Linked DNA regions of Homo sapiens: region 1 is linked to region 2. Evidence: chromatin contacts called from ENCODE Hi-C or POLR2A ChIA-PET data. All regions are on one chromosome and are shown on one strand. The core of a region is the stretch at or near the end of the contact, and the rest is flanking DNA. Distances in the headings are between cores, read along the strand shown.

Evidence for each region. Hi-C counts contacts between places; a loop is a spot of excess contacts on that map. ChIA-PET counts read pairs that join two places held with the same protein, here RNA polymerase II (POLR2A). Pooled maps may share reads with other maps.
Region 1: a pooled map shows a loop between it and region 2 (2.9-fold over the local background). The contact joins the promoter of LINC03078 here to the promoter of PHLDB3 in region 2. A Hi-C loop is called at or near these places in 1 of 168 maps with a recorded cell type or tissue (PC-9) and 2 of 50 pooled maps. POLR2A ChIA-PET finds 5 or more read pairs at or near these places in 1 of 52 experiments (PC-9).

Annotation. Positions count from the first base shown.
Region 1 is chr19:43,328,820-43,333,652 of GRCh38, forward strand. It overlaps LINC03078 (long intergenic non-protein coding RNA 3078), which reads right to left and starts at 2,689. Exons shown (of 2, transcript NR_186343.1): 1 at 2,525-2,689; 2 at 170-689.
Region 2 is chr19:43,500,923-43,506,218 of GRCh38, forward strand. PHLDB3 (pleckstrin homology like domain family B member 3) reads right to left here and starts at 3,824. Exons shown (of 16, transcript NM_198850.4): 1 at 3,667-3,824; 2 at 2,984-3,210; 3 at 1,179-1,361; 4 at 812-949. The coding sequence starts at 3,196. RefSeq lists an enhancer at 2,960-3,482 and silencers at 3,111-3,360, 3,961-4,020.

The DNA of each region.
Region 1 (4,833 bases), core at 1,439-3,938, 170 kb before region 2:
TGAGATGTTCCTTGGGCTGGTCGGTCTGAGGACCTGAGGTTGTAGGTGGATCTTTCTCACGGAGCAAAGAACAGGAGGACAGGGGATTGATCTCCCAAGGGAGGTCCCCCGATCCGAGTCATGGCACCAAATTTCATGCGCGTCCATGTGAAGAGACCACCAAACAGGCTTTGTGTGAGCAACATGGTTGTTTATTTCACCTGGGTGCAGGTGGGCTGAGTCCGAAAAGAGAGTCAGCAAAGGGAGATAGGGGTGGGGCCGTTTTGTAGGATTTGGGAAGGTAATGGAAAATTACAGTCAAAGGGGGTTGTTCTCTGGTGGGCAGGGGCGGGGGTCACAAGGTGCTCAGTGGGGGAGCTTCTGAGCCAGGAAAAGGAAATTCACAGGGTTAATCACTCAGTTAAGGTGGGGCAAGAACAAATCACAATGGTGGAATGTCATCAGATAAGGCGGGGCAGGGCCTTTTCACTTCTTTTGTGATTCTTCAGTTACTTCAGGCCATCTGGGCATATACATGCAAGTCACAGGGGATGCGATGGCTTGGCTTGGGCTCAGAGGCCTGACATTTCTCACATTTCAAAATGTAACAATGGTTTTCCAACAGTCCATTACCTCTTTCCAGCATTACCAGTAAAGTCCAAAGTCCCAAGTCTCTTCTGAGACAAGGCAAGTCCCTTTTGCCCATGAGCCTGTGAAATCAGAAACAAGTTATTTACTTCCAAGATACAATGGGGATTTAGGCATTGGGTAAATACTCCAATTCCAAAAGGTAGAAATAAGCCAAAAGAAATAAGATACAGGCCCCATGCAAGTCTGACACCCAGCAGCACAGTCTTTAAAACTAAAGCTCCAAAATAATCTCCTTTGACCCCATATCTCACATTTAGGGCACACTGATGCAAGGGTTAGACTCCCAAGGCCCTGAGAAGCTCTACTCCTGTGGCTTTGCAGGGCTCAACCCTCATGGCTACTCTCATGGGCCGGCATTGCGTGCCTATGGCTTTTCCAGGTGCAGTGTGCAAGCTGCCAGTGGCTCTTCCATTCCAGGGTCTTGAGGATGGTGGGTATCTTCTCCCAGCTCCTGGCCCAGTGAAAACTGTGTGGAGACACTTACCCCACATTTTGCTTCTATACTGCCCTAGTAGAGGTTCTTCATGAGGGCACTGCCCTTGTAGCAGGCTTCTGCCTGGACATTCAGGCTTTTCTATATATCCTCTGAAATGTAGGCTCCCAAGCCTAAACTGTTGCACTTTGTGCACCTGCAGGGTTACCACCACATGGAAGCTGCCAAGCTTTATGACATGTACCTTCTGAAGCAACAGGCCGAGCTGTACCTTGACCCTTTTGAGCCATGACTAGAGCAGCTGGGATGCAGTGAGCAGTGTCCTGAGGCTGCACAGGGCAGCAGAGCCCTGGGCCTGGCCCAAAATTTATTCTGTCCTCCTAGGCCTCTGGTCCTGTGATGGGAAGGGCTGCTGCAAAGGTCTCTGAAATGCCTTTAAGGCCTTCTCCTTATTGTTTTGGCTATTAGCACTTCGCTCCCTTTACTTATGCAAATTTCTGCAGCCTGCTTGAATTCCTCCCCTGAACATGGGCTTTTCTTTTCTACCACATGCTTTCCTACACACTTTCAGAAAACTGGATCTCATGAGAACTCACTATCATAATGACAGCACCAAGGAAGATGGTGTTAAACCATGAGAAACATTAGTTTATTTGCCAATGTCTGAGGTAGGCAGGTGAGGACAGCGTTTGTGCTGTTGTGGAAATGTGTTCTGAACAGGGACCTTGAAGTGAGGTGGAGGAGGTGGCCAAGGGAGAGAACACTCAGGACCCCAGATGGCTGCTGCTGCCCAGGACATCCCCGCCTCTTATGGATGTTACCCAGATTGTAGCAGGGAGAGGCTTCCTTTAAGTAGAGAGTAAACGGACTAAGAAAGCGATAGATGGCTCCACATGCCAAGAATGTTCTTTTCCTTTTCTCTCCCTTTTCTCCCTCTCCTTTTCTTTTCATGATATCAAATGCCAGAGAGGCGTGCAGAGCACGTAGGGGGCCTTCCTTGCGTTGCTGCTACCCAAGCCTGCCTGGGCTGTAAGTTCCCCCGGAGCACCCCTTTGCCCCCACCTGTGGCATGGTCGGCCTCTCTTGGGCCCAAGCCTACCCTCTGCTTCCTCAGAGCGGGTCTCAGACCAGGCAGGGGGTTTCCCAGGAGTCCCTGGGAAGGTTTGTTTTCTGCAGTGCCATGGTGACATAAATGGTTGCTTTCCTTATCATTTTTCAATATTTAGTGGCCACTGATTACTGCCTTAGAAACACGGAGCAATTGAGGTTTTCCTGCCCCTTTCCAATTCCAGTTCAATGTAATTTTCCTGCTGTGACTCCTGTCCCTCTCTGATGTCCTCTCCCCTATTCAGGCTTCAACAGAAGCCTTCTATCCCCTCTCAAAGCTCCGTCCTCCCCAGGAGACACCAGCCAGTCTCTGTGCTTCCTCCTCCCACCCTCTCCCAGGGAGTCCTCCCTCACCTGTGAGCAGGAGCCCCTGCCAGGGGATGCATCCTCTGCGGGGAGGGGCTGAGGGGGGCCTCATGGTCTCTGCTGCCTGCTTCTCTTCTGTGGAGAGGAGCTTAGCTCCAGGATGATCAGAGCTACTGTGACTGCCAGTTCTGCTGTCTTTCCTCCCTCTGTGCTGAGCCTTCTCTCAGGGCAGGAGCACTTCCTAGGGCCAGGGGCAGGGGCGGGACTCTGCCCAGGATGCTTCTCTGTCCCCTCCCCTCTCAGTCCTGCCTTCTGGTTCCTGCTTCCCCTTCCCTTCTGTGTGTGTTTGGTCCTTAGGACCTGCTGAGGCCATTTGCCTTCTTCAGATATGGCTCTCCTTCCACACTTGTCCACACACACACACATATACACACACAGAGACACACACAGAGACACACACAGAGATGCACACACACATACACACAGACATGACACAAACACAGACACACATATATACAGACATACAGGCAAACACATATACACATATATACAGACATAGAGGCAAACACTCACATATACAGACACACACACATATATACTCAGATTCATTGAAACTGAGACACATGTACACATACAGATACACAGAGCTGTCACAGGACAAACTAGCACAGATAAAGACTTCAAGTGGCTTTATTTGCCGTCCTAAAATCGGGCGAGACTTCATCCCATGAGACAATACGTGGGTCAAGGAGCTGAGCAGAAGCGCGGGTTTAATAGAGAGGGGAGGGCTGCGGAAAGCAAACACAAAAAACAGGGCCACTCGGGAAAGGCTCATGGAACAAGGGAGAAATCTCTGATGGGGGAGAATCAGGTTCCTGTTTTAGAAACGGTGAGAGCAGAGGGGAGGTCATTGTCATGCGATTGAAACTGGCCTGTTTGGGAAATCGGCTATTATCTTTCGAAGGTCAGGTAGCAGCTCAGTTTTCCTTTGGTGACCTGTGACATTGGGGAAGGACTGCATTGTGCTGTTGGTCTGGTCTGTTGGGGCCTGGAGCAGGAGCTCAGCCACTGCCATGGCCTCCTCTGACTGCTGTTTAGCAAAGCTCTCAGGTGGGGCTGATGGCGCTGTCCTGGGGAGGCCCTTTCAGTAGCAAGGCTGGTGCAACCCTGTCCCCTGGGAGGATGACCCGCCCTCCCCAGGGCTGACCTCTGCTATCTCCTGGCCTCAGGTCTGTCAGCTCCACACACAGAACCCTGGGGATCCAAACCTGGGGAATTCTTTCTTTGTGATGCAGAAACCCAGCTGGCCAGGTCTCCCCATGCTCTTTAGTGCTTGGGAAGGTGGGATGATGCCCAGCAGGAAGGTGACAGAGGTGGCTCTGGGGGATAGAAAGGAGCTCACTGGGGGATGACTGGGGAGGGACCAGCCCTCTGTCTCCAGTGTCACCAGCCTGGCCTCTGACCCAAAGAGACCCAGGCTGGACTCAGGTGGAGCTCCAGCTCCAGGGTGTGGAGGAAGTTGTCCTGTGTGTCCTGGGTAGAGAGGACTGTGGTGGAGGGAGGTGGGTGGCTCTGAGCCCTGCTGTCCTTGGGGAAGGCTTCATGGAGACCCTCCCTTTCTGTGTCTGTTGGCTGAGCTGTGGCTCAGGGCCTGTCCATGTTCTCCCTATGTTCACCCCTTAACCTTGCAGGTGGTTGGGGGGGCGAGAGAGATAGAAAGACTGTGTCTGTCTGTGTGTGTGTGTGTGTGTGTGTGTGTGTGTGTGTGTGTCCTGTGGCTACCACACCTTCCCCATGGGTGATGCCAGGAGGAAGTGGGGAGCTGCACAAAAACCCTTGGCAGAGCAGGCACCATGAAGGAGCAGGCACATGGCAGGGACCAGAAGGGTCATTTGGGGCAAGGGCTGGAAACCAGGCTCCACCTCTACCTCCTTAGCAAAGCCAGGTTCCTGTCCAGGGGAATCCATTTCCTGAGTGTTATCTGTGTGTGATGTCGCCCCCTGGAGGGCAAGAGGAGACTTGTGGCCTTGTCAGGGGCTGCCCCAGGGACACTGACCAGGGTCTGCATGGTATGAGCTGGCCCTGACCCCTGGGCAGAAGTGGGATCTGACCTCCAGACTGCAGGGTCAGGTCACCCCAGGTCCTGTTCACTGCAGGTCCCCAGGCTGCCCAACTCCATGCAGTGCAAGATGAGCCCAGGGAGAGGACAGGAGTTATCCAGAGAACAGCAGGTCGAGATTCAAGAGAACTGTCCACCAGGAGGATGGGCTGCCTTAGAAGGAGCCACCTGTCCCCAAGGTTTCAAAGGAAGGGCTCAGGGAGGTATCTCTGGGGGCTTTAGAGAGAGGATGCCAGCC
Region 2 (5,296 bases), core at 2,574-5,073:
CCGCAAGTACTGGGATTACAGGTGTGAGCCACTTGGCCCAGCCTAAAAGGATTTCTTATCTGTCAATGATACACTCTAAACATATGTACAGACCATATGATGTCTGGGATTGGCTTTTAAAACTGGGGACGAGAACAAATTGGAGATAATGAAACAAGAATGTAAGAATATTAATCATTGATGAAGCTGGTGGGCACAGGACATGGGAGCTGCCTGACTATTGTGGGGTGGGTTTGGAAGTTTTCTTTTTCTCTTTTTTTTTTTTTTTTTTTTTTGAGACGGAGTCTCCTTCTTGTCACGCAGGCTGCTGGAGTGCAATGGTGCGATCTTGGCTCACTGCAACCTCCATCTCCCGGATTCAAGCGATTCTCCTGCCTCAGCCTCCCAAGTAGCTGGGACTACAGGCGCCCGCCACCACGCCCTGCTAATTTTTGTATTTTTAAGCAGAGACGGGGTTTCGCCATGTTGCCCAGGCTGGTCTCAAACTCCTGAGCTCAGGCAATCCGCCCGCCTCGGCCTCCCAAAGTGCTATGATTACAGGCGTGAGCCACTGCTTCCGGCCAGTTTGGAAGTTTTTACACACCCACATTTAAATAGCAAACGGACAGGGGACAAAGGAAGAGCCCCAAAAATCTCGCCCAGGGAGGGAGAAGGAAAACCAGGAGGGGCATCTGCCCCTCACTCTCTCAGGAGCCCAAATGTCTTCCTTTGGGGAATGGGGACAACCCCGGGGCGCAGGTGGCTAGGAGCACACCAACATCCATGGACCAGGAAGGACACTGCTGATGAAGACCCGGTGAGCCAAACAGACCTGTTCCCGCTGCTGGCGGCCGCGCTGCTCCGAGGCCGCCTGCTGCTCCAGCAGCTCCCGCAGCTGCTCCTCCTCCCGGCGAGCGGCCACTCGCTCCCCAGCCAGCTCACCCCGCAGCAAGGCCACCTCCACCTCCATCTGCGGAGAGAATGCCAGGGCTGGGGGCTCGGACGCCTAGGTCCAAGGAAGAGGCCCAGGGCCTGAACTACCGGATTCGAAGGGAGGATGGACTCCAGGGACCTGAATTTGGAGGGAGGAAGAGCGGAGGGCCTAAAATCTGATCCCACCCGAGGAAAAAGCTGGGAGTCCGGCTTTGCGGGTTCCGCTTGAGTTGGGGCCAGGCTTCCCAAGGGGTCCGCAGCCTCACCTCGATCCTCAGCTCCTTCCTCTGGCGCTGTAGCTCCTTCACTCGCTGCTCCATCAGGGCCACACGAGTCAATGCCTCCAGCTGCTGTCCTTGCAGGCGCCGCGCCGCCCCTCGCACCCCTTCCCGCGAAGAGGTGGATGCGGGAGGTGTGGCCGCCATAGCTATCGGAGGCGTAGCCTCGGGCTGAAGTTGAGGGGGGCGTGGTTAAGTGGAGATGCCTCGCCCCCTGCAATCACTAAGTAGGTCTGGTCCCCACCCAACATCACCCTCTGCGGGTCTCAGTCCATCAGTCCACTTACCTAACACAACCACCACTCCCATAATCTGTCGCAGGCTCTTTTCTTTTTCTTTCTTATCTTTTTTTTTTTTTTGTCCTGAGATAGGGTCTCACTGGCTGGAGTGCAGTGGCGCGATTACGGCTCACTGCAGCATCGACCTCCCTCGCTCAAGCGATTCTTCTGCCTCATCCTCCTAGGTAGCTGTGACTACAGGCGCGCACCGCCACGCCAAGCTCTTTTTTTTTTTTTTTTTTTTTGGCAGAGAGGGGGCGATGCTATGTTGCCCAGGCTGGTCTCAAACTCCTAGGCTCAAGGGATTCTCCCACCTCGGCCTCCCAAAGTGCTACGATTACAGGCATAAGCCACCGCGCCCGGCCTCAGACCCCTGTATTTAAGGTCGGAGTGGGGGAGGGTGCAAGTCCCGTGACCACCCAACCACACGGACCACAGAGGCTTGCAGTACCGTATGGAGGGTGAGCAGGTGTAAAGCCGACTTATGAAAGGTGTTTCTTTTTCTCTATCAGGTCCTATTCTCTTGGCGTCACTTTCTTGTAGTGCCTGGATCTGTCTCTGTCTCTCCACCTGACCCCAGTCTCTCAGATTCGGTATCTGTCCACTAGATCTGTCCACTAGAATCACTAGATCTTTCTTCCTCGGAGTATGTCCCTCTCTCGAGGTTTTTGTCTATTTGTTTCTCTGAGCATCTCTGCCATTTATTTCTGGGTTTCCCTCTGTCTCGATTCCCCTCTCTCTGACTCTAGTCTCACTGTGTCTCTGTCTTTTTGGGGTCTTTGTCTCTCAGTCTCCATGTCTCTGGGTCTCTGTCTGGCTTCTTGATCTCTCTGCATCTCTTACTCGTTTGGTTCTCTCTGTTCTGTAGTCTCTCCTGTCTGTCTATCTGGTCTCTCTCTCTCTCTCTCTCTCTCTCTCTCTCTCTCATTTTTAGAGATAGGTTCTGCTTTGTCCCAGGCTGGGGTGCAGTGGCGCAGTCATAGTTCACCGCAGCCTACAACTCCTGGGCTCAAGCGATCCTCCTGCCTCAGCCTCCCGAGTAGCTGGGATTACAGGCACGCGGCACTGCGCTTGGACAATTTTTGTATTTTTTTTTTCTCTAGAGACAGGGATTTGCTATGTTGCCCAGACTTGTCTCGAACTCCTGGGCTTAAGCAATCCTCCCCTCGGCCTCCCCAAGTGCTGGGATTACAGGCGTGAGCCACCTATCTGGTTCCTCTATACTAGTCTCTCTGTCTCTGTCGCCCGTTTGGGTCTATCTCCGTTCTTGGGGCCTCCCCGTGGCTCTATCTGGTTTCTGTCTCTGTATCTGGTTTCTGTCTGTCTGTGCCTCTGCCTCTCTGGCTCCGTGTCCTGGTGTATCTCTCTCTCAGTAGTCTCTGCTATCACTCGGTCTCTCTCCCTGTCTCCGGGTCTCTGTCTTTCTGGTTTCCCTCTACCTGTCTACCTGTCTGGCCACCTGTTTGGGTCCCCGTCGGTCCAAGCCCCCCGCGCTGTCGCCCTCGGGCCCCTCACCGCGTCGCGGCTGCTCTCAGTGCTGCTGCCTTCTCCCACTTCTTCTTCCTCTGCCTGCTGCTCAGCTCCCCCGCGGCTCGAAGGTTCCGCCAGGACTTCGGATGCCTCCTGTTCCCGGGACTCCTCGGGATGGCCCTGGGGCTGGACCTCCACGTCGCATTCCGGGACCAGCGGCGGCGGGGTCCCCTCCTCGGGGCTGCTTCGCGTCCCCATGGCCGCTGGGACTCCTGCGGGGTGGGCGGGACCAGAAGCTCCGGGGGCGGGGCCTAGGACGGCTGAGCGCCGCTCGCGTCTGCTCCGGGGCGCGGAGACCCCCCCCCAAGGAGGCGGGGCCTAAGAGTTCAAAGGATGGAACTGAGCGTTACGGAGGCGTGTCCTGAAGTTTCCAGAGGCGGGGCTTGATGGCTCCAAGGCGACACGCCACCGGAGACGGGACCGGAATTTGAGTCCGGGTCGTAGCACGCCCCCTACTGACCTCTTCGACCCCGCCTCCCCTCCCTCATCTCTAGGTGTCAGGCCTTGTACCCTCCCAGCAGCCCCCTACAATCTCTTGGATTCGCTTAGAGCGACCCATCTTCTCCCTCCGAGACTCAGCAGTTCGGCTCCCGCCCCATCCTTCCCGGAGCCCCGTAGTCTTAGTCCCGACCCCACTGTGCAGGGCAACCGTGCCCACGCCGCCTCACCCAGGGATCCAGGAGTCGGGGCTCTCCTTCTCTGAACAAGCCAGGAGTCGGAGTCCTTGAGATTCCGAAGTCCAACTGCCACCTCCCCACAGCCTCGGCCCCCTCACGAGCTCAGGCTTCGGCGCGCTCCGCTCTGCGCGCTGGGCACGGCCGCTTCTGCCTATGAGACAGGTGGCAGGGGAAGAGGGAGGAGAGAGGCCGCCCGGTCCCCCTCCCCAGCAGCCCGGAAGTGGAGGGGGGACAACAGGTCCAACAGCTCCCGAGGGAGGAGGGAGCCACGGGCTTGCCCCACCCGTGGCCTCGGCATCCGGCCATCCCGGCCCCACCGGCCCCGGCCCGGCCCCACCCTCGTGGAACTCAGCATCGCGACCTCCCAGTCTCCCTCGAGCCCCTCATTCCTGCCCCCCTGGAGGAGTCTTGGCCACCTCTGTATGGGAGCCTCTCTAATGTCCAGACCTTGGGAGTTCAGAAAGGAAGGCAGGAATGGAGATGGGGACGTCTCCCCTCTAATGAGCCCTTCAGAAGGGCCCTGACCGGTTTGGGGAGCTGGACAAGGGGAAGGGGTGCCCTGAACTGAGTCAGACACCTGCCCAGAGACTGAGGGAAGTGTACCGCCACCCCCCCACAACTTTGCTATGGGGTGGAGGGCAGAGGTTAAAGGTCTCAGCCAGACCCTTTCCTCTCTGGGCGAAAACAGGAAAATGAAAACAGGAAAATAACTGGTATATGAAAAGGGATGATTAGAAGTCAAGAGCTGTGTGAAACACTTTATACCCAGTCATTTAATTTCACCCTCAAAGCTGTCCAGCGAGAAAGTGATTACTACCTCCATTTCTTTTTTTTTAGTAGAGACTGGGTTTCTCCAGGTTGCCCAGGCTGATCTTGAACTCCTGGGCTCAAACAACCTGCCTGCCTCAGCCTCCCAAAGTGTTGAGATTACAGGCGTGAGCCACCGCTCCTGGCCTACTATCTCCATTTTACACTTGGGGATACAAGCTGAGGAGGACAAATGCACCCAAGGTTGGCTGGGCACAGAGGCTCAGGCCTGTAATCCCAGCACTTTGGGAAGCCGAGGCAGGTGGATTGCTTGAGATCAGGAGTTCAAGGCCAGCCTGGGCAACATGGAGAAACCCCATCTCTACTAAAAATACAAAAATTATGCCAGGCGTGGTGGCACACACCTGTCATCTCAGCTACTCCAGAGGCTGAGGCAGGAGGATATCTCGAGCCCAGGAGGTCGAGGCTGCAGTGAGTCTTGAATGTGCCACTGCACTCCAGCCTGGGCGACAGAGTAAGACCCCATCTCAGAAAAAAAAAAAAAAATGTAGCCAACATCTACACATGTTGTAAGTGGTAAAATGCAGGCTTCATTCTCTCAAAAGTCCATGTTCTTAACCATTGCGTATACTGTCACTACAAGCCAGGAAGTACCCAAAAGATCATTCTAAATGATAGTAACTTTAATGGTGAACACTGATAGGCCATGTGCCAGGCACTCACACACATTGACTCATCAGAGCATCACAACACCCCATTATTATTCCTTCCATTTTAGAGATAAGAAAACTGAGGCCTAGAGAAGTGAAGTAACTTACCCCAGGGCTAAGTGGGAAGTGGCTCAAAAGCAAGC